Linked DNA regions of Mus musculus: region 2 is linked to region 1. The links are chromatin loops, found by intact Hi-C in ENCODE. Cell type or tissue: left cerebral cortex. All regions are shown on one strand.

Region 1 (8,000 bases):
AGTCAGTGCCTGGGATCCGAATGCAGAAGGAGAGAACAGACTTCCTGACCTCACCCTCTGGCCTTCACATGCTCTCTGCGGTGTGTATGTTTCCAACACAAACAAATACATGTAGTTAAAAAAATTAGTACATAAATCTCATTTGTTCAAATTTTAACTCAGAAAACATATTGAGGTCTTATGTAATGCATACACAAATAGGAAAGATTGGCAAACAATGGAACTTCCAAAAATTGTTGGGACCATTTAGGAAAAACATTCTATTTGGAGAATTAGAGAAAAAAAAGTTGGAATCTCCCCCTTCTTACAGCATATTATTTATTTTAACCTTTGATTTTCATATCTGTATGAAGGAGACAACAAATTATTTCCTAGAGCTATTGTGAAAATTGTTGGGGGAAACAATCAAAAACATTACTTATTTCTAGTGGAACAATGTATAACTACTCAGAACTTAGGGTGCACAATGAAAGGCTGATGCAGGTGAGGCAGGTCTGTCTGGGGGACACATGTGACAGTCACTCCTACCTTGTCCATCTTAGTCTCCTGCTAGAGTGACACTGGCTGTGAGATTTGCCCCCTCATTCATACCAACGGGTTGCTATCTTAAAATGCACTGTAATTATTATTCAGGTATCGCACACCATTGTAAAAGGTTGGTTTATACCCCCAGATTCTAAAAGAAGGGGGAAACCAGGCTCCCGGGACAAGGGCTACAGAGGGAAGGGCAAACTGGTCGGGGCACAGAGGAAGCAAGTACAAATGTGAGTGACCTCTTTTGTCCTGCTGGCTTGAATGTCTGCAGCAGTCTCCAAGGCGTGGCCTGGCCCAGCCCTTAGTTGTCTGGTGTTTGGCCCTGGAGCAAGTAACATACAGCAGGTAGATGGGAGCCCAGAGTGTGGGGCTGCCACAAGGAAGGTGCTTGGAAAGGTAGCTTGTGAATCAGGTGGTTTACTAATGTCGGATACGCTGCAGCCCGGCAGGGGCTTACAATGCCTCCAGGTGCCTGCTTATCAAAACTACAAAATAAACAGATCCGTGAAGAATCGGGTTGGGCCAAATTAGCACTGTGATATCACATCACATCCCTGTGGAGAAGGGTCAGGAAATTGGTGCAGTTTGGAACCTTTGCCAACTTCTGTTTTCAAGAATTGAAATTACAGTAATTTTTTTTTCATCTTTCTAGTTGAGTGTAAAAGCCATCGTAAAAGTCAGTGGCCTAAGATGAAAGCTGTTCTCTTTGCTCATGATTCTGCAATTAGAGCTAAACTCAGCTGGGTGGTTCTTTTGCTGGCCTTACCAATGGTCTCTCAAAAAAGTTCATTGAGTTCACTCGATAGCTACGGGCCAGGCTCAGCTGAAGGCTGGCAAGACTGGGCCTCTTCCCACCCTTCTCCGATGATAGCTTCATTCTTGACTTCTATCTTCACATAGAAAGTAGACATTCTCCGTACCTCTCCAGGATTGTCAAGAACGCAGAATCAGAAGTCCACCCATCACACTACTCACAGTTCCAGACCAGGGAGGGGCATTCAAAGTGTCTTAGTTAGGGTGAACAGATACCATGACCAAGGCAACTCTTAAAAGAACAGCATTTAATTGGGGCCGGCTTACAGGTTCAGAGGTTCAGTCCGTTATCAAGATGGGAACATGGCAGCATCCAGGCAGGCATGGTGTAGGAGGAACTGAGAGTTCTACATCTTCATCTGAAGGCTGCCATCAGAATACTGACTTCCAGGCAGCTATAACTAGGGTATTAAAGTCCACAACCCACAGTGACACAGCTACTCCTACAAGGACACACTTCCTACTAGTGCCACTCCCTGGCTCAGGCATATACAAACCATCTCATTCCACTCCAGAGCCTCCATAGGCTTGTTCAAACATGGGGGCCATATAATAAAAATACATTTAGTCCAACTTCCAAAGTTCCCATAGTCTGTAACTGTCTCAACAAGGTTAAAAGTCCAAAGTTCAAGGTCTCTTCTGAGATGCATCTAATCACTTAACTGTAATCCCCAAAGCAAGACAGGAAACCAGCTGGACAAACTCCAAACTCTGCATCTCCATGTCCGATGTCAAAGCAGTCTTCAGATCTCCAACTCCTTTGTCATCTTTGTTGACTGCAACAAACTTCTTTCTCCTGTGCTAGCTCCACTACCTGTCAGTAGCTTTCTCAGCAGGTATTCCACAGTTCTGGCATATTGAAAATCTTCGAGTCTCCAAGGCAACTTCAATGTTACAACTTCTTGTTTCAATGTCTGGGATTCACATATGATCTTCTGGGCTCCTCCAAAGGGCTGGTGCCACTTCTTCTAACTCTGCCCTCTAAGTCAGGTTGATCAATTGCTGCTGCTGTTCTTGGTGATGGCATCCCATGGGGATCCCATGGTACTGGCATCTCCAATATGCTGGGGTTTTCCACAGCACCTAAGCTTCACCAATAGCCTCTCAAAGGTTCTCTTCATGGTGCAAAGCCTCAACTCCTTTGCATGACCCCTTCAGTCCTGGGCTGTCAACTGCAACTGGAGCTGCACCTTCACCAATGGCCTTCCATGGCCTCTCACAGTGCCAAGCTCCAGCTGTTCTTCATGACCCCTTCATGCCTTCAAAACCAATACCACCTGAGTGACTCCTACACATTACCAAGTACAGCTGCAGCATGAGGTACAGCCTTGGCTATCTCTGGAACACAGGTTCTTTGTGCTCTCAGAAAACACTTTCCAGAAGATTTCACCTCAGTGATGCTGGTCTCTTCTTAATCACAGCTAATTCCTTACCTCCAGCTAACCAGCATCAATTGTCCCAGTAGTGCCTTCTATTCTGGATTCTAAAGTCAGAGCCACACTGCCAAAGCTGCTGAGTTCTGCCACTTGCAGGAACTGGAACATGGCCCTTGTTCTATTACATTATCACTAGCTTTCTGTTTTCCAGTTCCTTCATTGCCTAAGCTTGGCTGTCCTGGATCGTGCTCTGTAGATTGACCTTGAACTCAGAGACCTGCTTGCCTGTCTCCTGGAATTAAATGTGTGTACCACCACACCAGGACTTAAAGTTTTCTTCATCTAGAACTTGCTCTGTCCCAGGCTGGCCTTGAGCTCAGAGATCTGCTTGGCTTTGTCTCCTAGGATTAAAGGTGTGTACCATCATGCCTGGATCTAAATTTAGCTGGGTCGGATCTTGCCCCATATTCCCTTAATCTCCTTTATCTTCACTTATCTCCTAGAGCAAAGGATTCAGTTCCATTTCCCTTCCTGGGGCCTGCTTAATACTTGATCATATATTTTATAGTTTTTCTTTCTAAGCTTGCTATACTTGTTCAAAATGCTCTTCATGAGACTTAACCAGAGAACAAAGTCTCTGCTGGGCTTTTTTGAGACTACCTTTGTCAATGCAATTAATATAAACCTCTTTACCTTAGACTCAGGTAGACTCTTCAGACAAGGGCAAAAAGCAGCCACACTCTTCACCAAAATCCCACAAAAACAGTCTCTAGGACACATTCTGAAATTCTTCTCCACTGAAACCAAATCTGCACAGTTCAAACCATACTCAGCCACAGAGTCTTCCATCTTCCTACCAGGATGGCCCAGTAAGCCTAACTTAAAGCATTCCACTGCTTTCCAAAGTCCCAAAATCTACATTCCTCCAAACAAAAGCATAGTCAGGCCAATCACAGCAATACCCCAGTCCCTGGTAACAACTTTTGTCGTATGTGCCAGGAAGGTGTGTACTTAGGACTCATCAATGTGATGAGCCACCTGTCACAGTAGGTGAGACACAGCAGCTATTTAGTCCTTCAGAGACAGCAAAAACCTTAGAGATCATCTCGCCTAAGAGAATAGGGGAACAGACCTGAAGGTTCCCACCCACCAGGCTGTGTGCATGCTGCAGACTCTCTTAAAGGAACAATTTACCAAGAGCCATAGTTATTGAGATTTTGAAATGTTAGGGGCCTATTTTCAATCACCATGTCTCAGCGATTGGGCTATTGCTATGTTTTAGAAAAAGAGTGCTAGTTTTTCTCCATCCAAGGAGTCACTGAATTGGGCTGATGTAGAACCAGAGACTACTCCTTTGAGTTCTCATCAAGTCAAAGGAAGGATGTTTCTTTTGCCATGTAGTCTGATAGGATAAAAGGTGCTTTATGCAACTGAATAGTCTGTCTCCATCAGAAGAAATAGATATCAGGTTTTAAAAAGGTTTACTAAGTCCTGGCAAACAACAAGTTTTCTCTTAATTTTTAATCTCTCTCTGTCTCTCTCTGTCTTCTGTCTCTGTCTCTGTCTCTGTCTCTGTCTCTGTTTCTCTCTCTCTCTCTCTCTCTCTCTCTCTCTCTCTCTCTCTCACACACACACACACACACACACACACACACACACACACAGGTCCTTAGATTACTATGGTCATGATGCTATATGTTCCTAGGCTGGAGTGTGGATTAACAGACTAGTTGCTCATGGATTTGACTTACTGGGAGTGTGCAGCCCTCCAGCTAATGTCTGTCCCAACACAGCACCCCTAGTGGCAGTGGGCCCATGTGTACCTTAAAATACTTGAATTCTCTTCATCTTTAAATGTTATGGTAACATCTTTCTATTCCACAATATATTCATTATTTAATTTTTAAATAAACATTATTTATTTTTATAAGCAAACATAATCAACGTACATATCTCTTCATTTAATACTCAAGGCTAATCCTCTCCACCTTTCCTGGGGACATCTTTGAAACATTCAACAATATCCATCATTCCTATATTTTAAGGATATTTGTTACTTGGAGAATTGGAAATCCTTCCCCTGACCATCATTAGAAGGGCATGACTTCCTACTTACACAGTTTGCAATGAGTTCTGTATTTCAAGTCTGTCCCTCCTGGCACATTCTCCCTCAGTTGTGGGATATAGATACACTCTTGCCATTGCTTAGTAATTCATGTTAAATCCTTTGGTCCCCAGGTCATTGTCACATGCTTTCTTTTTTTTCTGCTTGGTCTTAGCTTCTTAGATAACTTCTCCCCTGCCTCAGGTCTTTTAAACAGTTGCATATCCTAAGCTCCTACTTCCAGCCCCTTCACAATCTCCCTAGATCTTTCTAACCATGAATGATGTCATTGTCTACATTCCATTATTCCTGAGTCTTCTTCTATAAAGAGCATAACCACTTTAGTGAAGGCCAGAAACCTATTTTTATCAGCTCCCTGGATGCATCTGAACAAATGCCCCGTGCTACCTCAAATTTAAATGCACTGAACTCATTACATCCTCCACAAAATCTGTTTCTCCTCCTGTGTTCCCAATCTTAAACACCACCATCTTCTCAGTCACCTAAGTTAGGGACTTTGAAGTCATATACAACACCTCCTCCTCAATTCCAAGGCTAGTTGCCCAATCTGGGTAAATGTAGCTCTAACACACACACACACACACACACACACACACACACACACACACACAATCTGTTTGCTCTAGCTCAGGTCCACAGCTCCTCTTGCTTAGCTTTTGGTGAGCACCCCTGGCTTACAGACAGGTGCTTTCTTCTCTGTCCCCGATGAAGGAGACAGGAAGCTCTGTTGTCCTTTCCTCTTCTTCTAAGGACAGTCACTCCACCATGAAGTCTCTAGACTCTTGACTCCATCTAAACCCAATTATCTTCCAAATAGCCTCTTTTCAAATGTTGTCACACTGTAGGGGCTTGGGGTTTAACATGTGGCTTTGCGTCGAGCACAAACATCTAGTCCCCAGAAGGGTTTTGCATGAATGGCCTCATCAGTCCTCTCACGTTGTCTTTTCTCCCCTCTCCTCCATGTCTTTTAGATTCATCTTTCTGAAACACAGAAATGATACATTACTGCTTCTGGAAAATCTTTCAGTGACAGCTCTCTGCATTGCCTAACCATGGCACCTGCAGCAGGGCTGCATCCAGGCTTAGTCAGTCTGTCCATCTTAGCTTCTCCAAAGATTCAGTCCTTCTATCCACCCTCTCTTCCTGTTCCACTTGCTCAGGCTCTTTCCCCATCCAGTTATGGCTCTCCTCAAATGTTCACATAGAATTTGAAAAGCCTTCCCCCAGATAGCATTGCTCGCTTATTTGTGATTTATATATCAGTGGTTTCAGAATTTGATCGTATATTAGAATGGCATATAGCACCTATAAGAAAGACATGTGCACGCGTGCACACTCACACACACACACACACACACACACACACACACACAGAGGGGGGATTGTAAATAAGATATGTAGGATTATAGAGTACATAGAGATAAAAAGATTCATTATAAGAATTTTATTGTAGGAATCATAAGACTAAGGGGCAGACAAGCCCAAGCCAGATGAAGGCCCCTGAGAGCCACTTGCTGTGGCTCTGGTCTCAAAGCCTGCAAGTTCATAACCCAGGAAGGACCACTGTTTCGGGTCAGGTCTAAAGTTGAAAGAAAACCTGCATCCCAGCTCAAAGGCAGATACAAAGGATAATTTCTTCTTTCTTAGGGAAGAAGGGTGGCCTTTCTTCTATTCAGGCCTTTAACCAGTTGGATGTAAACAACTTGCTGAATTTAGTTTATCAATTTAAATGTTGAACTCCTCCAAAATCACACCCCATAGAAATACCTATGGCCATCCCATGGGGCAATCAAAATTAACCAGTATAGCTGAAGAACTATTAAAATGGGCTAATTCTACCGGGTCTGATTGTAGGAGTTTTCATGGTACGAGGAAAGCTTGGCTATCAATATATTTTAACTTTTTCTTACAACCAAGGGAACGAGCCAAGTAAATTTTGTACCTGTGGGCACTATTGGAGCCAATCAATCCCCTCTGTTGAAGTCCTCACTCCCAATACCCGAGAATTCAGTCCTATTTGGAAGCAGGATTGCTGAGGTACCATTAGTTGAGATAAGATCGTAGCAGTATGGGGTAGGTGCAACCCACTGTGACCAGTGAGTGTCCTTGTAAGAGAAGAAGCTGAGTTTAGTGGGGCACACCTTTAACCCCAGCACTTCGGGGACAGAGGCAGGTGGAACTCTAACAGGCCTAGACCAGCCAGGACCACAGAGGAACAGAGAGATGACTATGTGACAAAGAAGGCAGAGACTGAAGTTTGCAGCTACAATCCAAGGAGTGTCCAGGATTATGAGCAAACCACTGGAACAGTGGTTCTCAGCCTTCCTAATGCCCCGGCCATAACATTATTTCTTGGCTCCTTCATAAGTGTAATTTTGATCCTGCCGTGAATCATAATGTAAATATCTGATATGCAGGCTATATTAAAAGCAACCACTAAAGTGGGCATGACCCATAGGGCTAAGAATCACTGCACTAGAAGCTGTGTAGAGGCAAGGAAGGATTCCCAATGTGTTCAGAAGAAACAAGGCCCTTGAAGACTACATTTATGGTTGGCCAAGCAGTATTTGTTGTCTTATTATGATGTCCTCGCGAAATCAACAAAATAATAAGATAAAGGGAGCCCTAAAAGGTGGTTTGCTGACTCTTATGGGGAGGGAGAGTGGAGTAAGCAAAGACTGCTCATTCCTTCTCTATGGGTTGAAAGACATTTTCCTCCCTCCTCCTCCTCCTCCTCCTCCTCCTCCTCCTCCTCCTCCTCCTCCTCCTCCTCCTATCCTTTAGTTTGGGATCTTTCATATCTAATACCCTATGACACATAACAGAGTCTGTCTAGATGAAGAGCTTTTCAGAAAAGACCCCTTAAACTGACAGCCAGTGTCATCTCCCAAGCTGATCAGAGATCAATTAGAAATCAAAAAGCAGGGTATTTGGTATATCGATTTATTCTTCCTTCCCCAAAGAGCTTCCCCGTGTGGGGATCATCCTCAGAGCCCACGTCAGAGTCCCTAAAGCTGAAGCAATTGCAGTAGGCCCTGTCAAGGTCAATGAGAGGCGCTGCCTGCTCAGCCATCTGCCCCTCGCTCCTTGACGTCTTTTTAAATTAAACCCCACACCCTGTGGTAAAATTGCTCTCGCTCTATAAATAGCAG
Region 2 (8,000 bases), 49 kb before region 1:
CCTTATCTATATTCACTATGACATAAACATTTTCTAATGTAAACAGACAGTATAAAACACCTTACCGGTAATGTTCCAGGCAGAGATGCATCAAAATAAGAAACCAGAGAATTTGGAGGTGCTGCAAAGCACACTTGAGCTCCAGAGAAGAGTTTAGAGTTGGAGGAAATCTGTGCATGAATTTCCAGTCCTACTACAGCTGCCCATTTGTGTTCACTAAAGGGAAGGAAAATGGTTAAAACGTTACATTTGTCGCTAAATATAAATTCTTATAAACCTATATTTCCAATTATAATCTTGTGTTTTAAATTAAAATTTTATATGCTTATATTTTAAAATGTGTCATTTTATTGGTGAATAAACTAAATGTACCTTATTAGTTAATAAACACTAAGTAAATGACTCAGTAAATAATAAAAGCTTATCTTATCATTATTTGGGTTTAATACAAATGCCAGGATTCTAGTTCTAGAGAAATGATGGCTAAAGAATAAATTATCGCCCATATTTTGAGTTCATTGTTAAGAGCTTGTAGCTACAGAAGCAGGATCAGATACCATAGACTACCACAATATGGTATTCCTTAAAACCCGTGAAAAAGAACAGAAAACCATTAGAGGAAACTTTGTTTTCATCCACCAAGTCCCATCCAGTTCTTGAGATCTAAACTTAAATTTTTTTCATTTGTTCATACTTCACTGCTAGCAAATCTTTGTAAATGCTTACAGTGATATACTGTCTCTTATCTGAACAGCCCTACTCTGGTGAGCCAGTACTCCACTCTCTTTGGGGAATTAAATTCTCTATTCCTATGTATGTTCCTAGTCTTCACTTCTCCCTAGACATTTTCTATATTAGTCAGATTTTAATTCATGTGCATTCAGTTTTGTTTTAAGCAGTTCAACAGATGAAGGAATGAGAAAAGATTAATTCCTTCTTTCTAAAATTTGATAATAAAGCTTTCAAGAGAGAGGAAATAAACTAAGAAATTCAGAAATTCTGCATGTTCTAATTGCTAATCGAAGTATTTCTGCAGTTTCATTTCGTGGAAAGAAAATAGTCTAGTTTATGAAGAGAATAGAAAGGTGATGATTTTGGACATTTTTCTTCTCTTCTTCACTGAAATGCTAAAAAGAATGCCAACCTCAACAAAACAAAACTTTTTTAAAAATTGCCTTGTTGCTGTATTTTAAAAGAAGCTTTAAATCATGTACACGGAAGCAACTAACTGCTGTACAACATAAGCAATTCTTTATATAATCGGGGAAAGATTTCGTCAGTCGACTAACATCCTCCTGGGGTCTAGACAAATATGCCCACAATAAAACCACAGATAGCTAGTGCTTTCTGACTAATAAGACCTCTCCTATCTGGGGCTTTGTACAACGGCTATTTTCTGTCTTTAAATTATTGCTAGCCTGTAGTGACGCCAAATGCCCGCTACATACGAGCCAGAGTCTAGTGTCGCAGACCCCACACGAGTTAGTAGGGCAAAGTATTCCAGTCTTCTGTCTGAGAAGACGACTGGAGGAAACGCTATTTTACATTCGCACGTTGTCCAAATATGCCTACTTTAAGACAGAAGTTTTAAGTGTGAGGCTGAAGGTGGCAGGCCTGGTTTTGTGTTTTCATTTAGGTTCAGTTGCCCATAACACAGGTGACCACCCTCCAGCACACTAAAACCCTCAGGCTGGGCTGCCGGGGCCATTATCTTCGTTCTGCACTTCCACGAGACAGGCAAAAGTACGAAGAAGATATACCCTTTCCTCGGCTTCTGAGCCGTGTGGAGGGAAGGCTGAGCCACTGAACTCTGTCTCCTAGCCCAGTTGGATGTGGGCCCAGTCTGAGAGCCACTTCGGTGGCGGGAACCGCCATCTAGCCATGTTAAAGCCCAGCGTCTTCCAGGGAAACCCAAGCGCAGCATGGGCGCCGCCATAGCGTCGCCGAAGTCCCGGTCAGGTGACCCACCCTCCCTCTGCCGCGAGGCTCCCTGGGAAGCGTAGTTCTGGCAATGCGCCACAACCCGTGTAGCTCTTGACCGGAAGACTACTGTTCCCAGCAACCCAATTCAAAGGCTGCCGGAACTTTGTTAGGGAGGGGCGGAACCAAAGAAGTGGGAAGGTTGGTGGGTCCTGTGTGACTCCTCCTAGCGGGGAGTTGGAGAGCTTTGTGGCGGTAGAGCTTGTGTGTACTTTGACAGCTCTTTGAGGGAGCGCCAAGCAAGGAAGCCTCACCAAGGATTTTATACTCAGCTTAAGCCCGTGAGTTGAAACAAATGACCCTAACATTACCACAAAGGCTTCCTGGACCCTCCAACGCTTTTATTTTTTCTGTCTTGCTCGCACACCTCGCACACAAATTTGTGCATTATTTCAACTGATACTTATTTGCATGCCTGCTATATATACCTAGTTCAATAATAAGGCAGCATTGATATGCTAGAAAGAAAGACTTTGGGGATGTTATATTTTAAAGAATTGACATTTTAGGGAGAGGAACCATACAGAAAAACGTTTTAAAAATTGTTTTCATGTCCGAAAAAAATTTTTAAACTTTTATGTGCTTTTTACTTACTATTTTTCTTAGCCAACATCTGAAACAATTTCTTGTGTTAGAAAGCTTTGATAGAAAAAAAGACATCACCTCAATGGATTTCTTTTGTTGTTTGACTTCAGAACTCATCTTGGACTGGGCATATCCCTCAGTGGTACAGCATTTGCCTACCATGTAGAGATGCTAGGTCCCACCCTCAGGAAGGCAAAACCAAGCAGAGCCTTTCATATCCCTTGTTGAAATTCCAGGTGATTTTTTTTTTTATTTGAAAACTTAGTCTACAATAGTTCTTACTTTCATTGCCTGATTTTAATTGTCAACATAGTCTTAACAGCTATCTTTGATTTCAATGGATCCTTGTCTGGTATTTACCATAGTATTTCCAGAGTACAGAGTAGGCGCCTCAAGAATATATGAAGTAGTACAGTGCAGTGAATGTATTTGACAAATGGGGGCTGTTGAGAGGGTATGTTCTTTAGAAACGCAATAACAGATTGGGGTAGTGGTGAAGGGTAAAGTAAAACATATGTTTCTGGGAGATGTGCAAGGTGAGATTGAGGGACCTGATCGAGAGTTGGAGGTTCTGTACCTGCTCCTTGCTGACAGGTCCAGGACAGAGGAGAGAGGTCCCTGTCCCTCTGGGGTCTCTCCAGGGCTGAGCAGGATGGCGAGTGTCAACGGCCCAAAAGAAACACACAGAGTTGGGAGTCTTGTTGAAGCAGGAACTCAACTTTATGGAGTCAGCCTCTTGCTTATATAAGTTTGGAACATAGGGAGGCGGGTTTTGGTGGGGTAAGATGGCGTAGTGACTGACAGGGTCAATGGCAAAGCTCTACATCAGCAACGACAGGGCAGAGGCAGGGCCAAACAGGTCTTGCTGAGTCACCCCAATATGGAAGTGACTGAGACAGGTCTCAAAACTTGAGCCAGGCTTAGGCTCTCCCACAAGGCCGCAGAAACTCGAGCCAGATTCGAGTTTGTCCTCAAGGCCCAAACCAGGGCCAAAATGGGGCCCAACAGTTCTGACTTATGTGTGTAGTGTATGGTAAGGAAGCCAGAAAAGGAACCTATTCTCTGTGTGAACTTAGGTGCTTGGTTGCCTTGGAGATTTCCAAGAGGAGCAATCCAGTGGAAGTCACTGATGCCCAATTATAGAGAAAGAATAGATGTGTACTCTCTATATTCCACACTGATGTGTTGCAGTTATCGATCACTAACCTACAGATAAGACAGCTACAATTTAGGATCTGTTTCCATTAATATTTAGAAAACATTTTGGCATTTTATAATATGGTCACTCCATTTGGAAAAATAACCTGGGCTGGAGAGATAATTCAGTGGTTAAGAGCACTTTCTATTCTTCCAGAGGACCTGAGTTTGTTGGCCAGCACTCATGTCCAGAGTCACAACAGCCTGTAACTCCAACTCCAGAAGAGCTGGCACCATCGTCAGCTTTCTGCAGACACCACACACAGCACTCCCCTAACCATGTCTCTCTCATACATACATTTAAAAATAATTTTTAAAACTTGATTGACATTTACTTATTCTATATTTTTTCTTTTTTATCTACTTCCCATGAGTAATCTGAATTTTACTTTCATATAACTAAAGAAGAAAATGAAAGTGCATGGAACACAAAGGTGAAAACGTTTCAAAATGTATCTCTAATTAGCTCCTTTCATTCTTTGGGTCCTTGATATATGGGTGTCTTTCTTGTGAGTCCCCATGTTTCCTACATTAGCTATATATGGGTTTCCTTTTTCTTCTCCCTTAACTCCTCGAGTGGGTTTCTGGTCAGTAAAACTGTTTGGGAATGCAACGTGGCTTCACCTTTAATAGGGCTAAAGAGGAGGAAAGAAAGACTTTACCTCACGCTGGAACATAGTTATGAGACACTTCACTACCTCACTGGGAGTATTGAAAGAGGTTCAGAAATCACTGTAGAGAATGTGAGGACACCCAAAGAATAGCCTACTTTTTGTACAAAGTGCGCTGCAGTGGAAACCCAGACTGATTTCTAAAGCAGTATTGTGCAATCACATGCTCTCAGTCTTCAAAGGCCTCCACCCCACCACTAGGGGGAGAGAAAATCCTATACATGTAAGTGGATTTGCTTCCTTGAACAAATGGGAACCTTCCAGCTTGGTACATTTTATGTCTAATCATGGACTCTCAAATGCCTATAAAAGCTAATGGTGGAAATAGGGACTTACCACCCCCTTTTCTGGCTTTGTTCTCTATCAAAATTATGTCTCATTTTCAGAAATGCCTGTTGGTCTCTTGGTGGTGTCTACGAGAGGCACTGTTTTCCAGATTTCCATTGGACTTCAGGGGGTGGGGGCAGTTCTTCTACCAAATCTTCTTTCATGAGACCATTTCTTGCCTTCTTTCTGAATGCCAAATATGTACCCGTCAGAACTCTTACTGATAGACAGCTCTCTGGCTGAGAGAGCTATTTTGGATCCACAACAAGGTGGCTGTCATCTGGAAGACACAGAGATTTTCATTTTCAAGGCACTCAGGAGGTAGCAGGACAGAGTTTCTAACCATATTTTTTTCAAGGAGCGTGTCGCAGATTCCCTCCCCAACGTTATTCAATCAGTTTTAAAAAGATGTTTGAGCCAGCTGATTTTCACTTACAAATGAGACTAGTTAGGAAGTATATTGTAAATAACATGCTTGGTTTGGGTTACTCTTTTTCCAAGTCTTGTTTGGCAAGAGTTGGAATAGCCTGGTTCACCTCTGTATTTGACTTAACATCTTTATATAAACACATTGATTTCTGAACACGAATCCCCCCACATTTAGATTGAATTTAATTGTTACCCTTCCCACTATCCATTTTCCTAGGGTACAGTGGGGGAAGTGCTATGGAAAAGACATTTTGTGATAAGTTTGTAACTTCTTCAGCGCCATGTGCTACAGTGTAAGAGGAATAATACAAGTGGCACAAAGTCTCTGCTTTTTAAGAAGAAGCAAACAATTTTAATTGCAACATTATAATTCCAAGTAAAATAAAAAAGATAGCTTCTGCTGTCGTGACACTGTATCTCAAAATCTATTTGAAAATATGTGCAAATCTTAAAACCGTGTGAACTAATCTTTTTCTTTAATTAACTACATTTGTCCTGTGGAGACAAAGGCAATGCTTTAAAAATACATAGCAGATGAATATATAAAATAGCCATTGTAGTCTAACAAAGCTGGATGGGAGTTGTCACAGTGTTTCTTAATACAGTAATAAGTTTGATCTCTCTGCTGGATAATATTTTCTATTTGTCTTTTTGACTATGGAAAGAAGCCCAATGTTGAAATTCAGCCATGTGGATAGGAAGGGTTGGTGGTAACGTTAATTCAAATTCCCTATAAAAAAGAAAACAATTCATTTACGATGATGGGCATGTGACAAAACTTGACAAGATCATCTGCATGTAGTAAAAACATTGGAACAAAGGTAGTTCATGTCTTTGAAAAAAGCATTCTTTAAACACAAAGTTTCTTCTTAGAAAACCCCACATTTTAAGGTCTAGAAAAGTACCACTGGGGGAAAAACAAAGACTGGGAATACATGCCTGCTGAGCAGTTGGGAGAACAGGATTCATTTCTTTTTATTTTTCCATTAAAGTCTTGCTTCTGATAAAATACTGATGTGGAGGGAACAATCACTTTCTCTAGAAGATTGCTGTGGGGCAAAGAAATCTATAACCCTTTCTTCATTCCCAATGCAAGGAAATAGAACACCCTGCTCAGGGCCTTTGTGGAGATGAAATGCCAGCTGGGAAGATGAGGCCAGCATGTCGTTATTAGGCCTGGCCTAGGAACTATAATATTTTTGTGGTCTTCTCTCTGATTCAAGGAATAGCTTGCTGATCTAAAAATATGACTGAACCCAGGAAAGAAACAGGAATAGTGTATCAGCAAAAGTTCTACCTGCATGTGGCCCCTTGACTCATCCCTTGCCTGAAGGAAGATAATCCTGAGTTGCAAGTACGGAGAGCTAGAAAATATTAAACTCCGTGTTTCTGCAAACTGTGGTTTGCATGTGATCAAAGCTCTGCAAGGAACTAAAAATGCTCCCTATTTTTGTGCTTTGGAATTGAGTATTCTAGCCATCAGAGCTACAGAGTTTGTGCGCATGTGCATGTACACACACACACACACACACACACACACACACACACTTCTAAGCTCTACTTTCATTCAAAAAATAATGCAAAAAGAATAGCCAGTGGCTATTCCGTTTCAAAACAGATATTTTTATTTGTCAGCTTGTTCTCTTATTTTAGAGCCAAAGGATGATGATGAATAAATGTATATCATTAAAGAATCACTCAACAGAGAATGCTGGGGAGAGAGCTCTGTTGGTAAAGTGCTGTCTGTCCAAGCATGAGGATCTGAGCTTGGGGCCCTAGCACCCATGTCAAAAGCTGAGTGCTGTGTTGTGCATCTGCAGCCCAGAGCTAAAGAGATGAGCACAGACAGGGCCTATACAGTTTCAGTGAGAGACTACACCTCAAAACTTAAGGTGGAGAGTGACTGAAACAAGGCTCAGCATTGACTTCTGTCAATAACATATATAATATGTACACACATGTCCAAGCACATGCATACACAGCCTCACCAGGACACATGGACTCTGATGAGACCTTTCTCCTGATGAATCAACTCTTCCTTGATCATCTGGGGTGGGGTGGGGGCGGGAATAGCCAACATTCCACAAGGTGGTGTTACAGAAGGGAACAGAACAGCTTATCTCACACATCTTGCCAGATAATTGGTGTCATTACTTGTGAATATCTGAACTGGCACTTCTATCTGGGCTGCCCTTGAACCAAGAATGAATGACCTACTCAAAACAATAGGCCTGAAATCTTGGTGGCTGAGCCTTCAAGTTCACCACAGTTTAATATACAGCTATTGAGAGGCAACATCGTGGTTCAGGAAGAAGTGCTGTTTTGGCTTAAAACCAAGTAGTAATCAAAAGATAGAACTACTGAGATAAATGCAGAGAGAGGGGAGAAGGGGAAAGTTCCCAGCGATTGATGAATTAAGAAGAGATACAGGAGTACAGACATTATTTGTGTCTCCTTGGAGCCTGACTCTAGAGTCAGATTCAACAAGAAGATTGAGTGATAGCCCAACAGTGATTTCAAATTGATTTTGTTTAAACATTTAGATCAGTCTTTGCTACTAAAAGATGTTTTCACTCCTCTCCACATATAGTAAAAATGAAAAGAAATTGTGTTAAGGATGGGACTGAATGCTGTGGATTCCAAGCAACAAACCAAAGTAAAAAAATATATAAATAGTCACTCTGGCATATAATAGTCACATTTTGGCCTAACACTTATTTATATTCATTCTGGAAAGCTGTTTTCTTTATCGTGGTTGCTTTAGTGTATGGGTATGATCCCCCTGAAGAATATTTTACACTGATGCATAGC

Evidence for each region. Hi-C counts contacts between places; a loop is a spot of excess contacts. Peaks named below come from ENCODE experiments on the same cell type or tissue, not always from the same donor. Only the 100,000 strongest peaks of a DNase experiment are listed, where the experiment ranks them.
Region 2: a loop joins it to region 1, with 4 times the contacts of the local background. A loop is called at or near these places in 4 of 42 quality-filtered maps.

Annotation. Positions count from the first base shown.
Region 1 is chr3:85,518,856-85,526,855 of GRCm38, reverse strand. No RefSeq gene overlaps it. Among named protein-coding and RNA genes, the nearest start is that of Gm31419, 31 kb to the right of the region's middle. In left cerebral cortex, a CTCF peak has its summit at 4,520; DNase peaks (open chromatin) are centred at 4,539, 5,287 and 5,916; H3K27ac peaks cover 6,018 bases.
Region 2 is chr3:85,568,080-85,576,079 of GRCm38, reverse strand. It overlaps Gatb (glutamyl-tRNA(Gln) amidotransferase, subunit B), which reads right to left and starts at 1,951. Exons shown (of 13, transcript NM_144896.4): 1 at 1,761-1,951; 2 at 66-216. The coding sequence starts at 1,936. Gm46809 (a long non-coding RNA gene) reads right to left here and starts at 59. Exons shown (of 2, transcript XR_001783869.2): 1 at 1-59. It also overlaps Gm3740. In left cerebral cortex, CTCF peaks have their summits at 2,158 and 4,620 (motif pointing right); DNase peaks (open chromatin) are centred at 3,513, 4,636, 5,258, 6,679 and 2 more places; H3K4me3 peaks cover 1,668 bases; H3K27ac peaks cover 6,874 bases.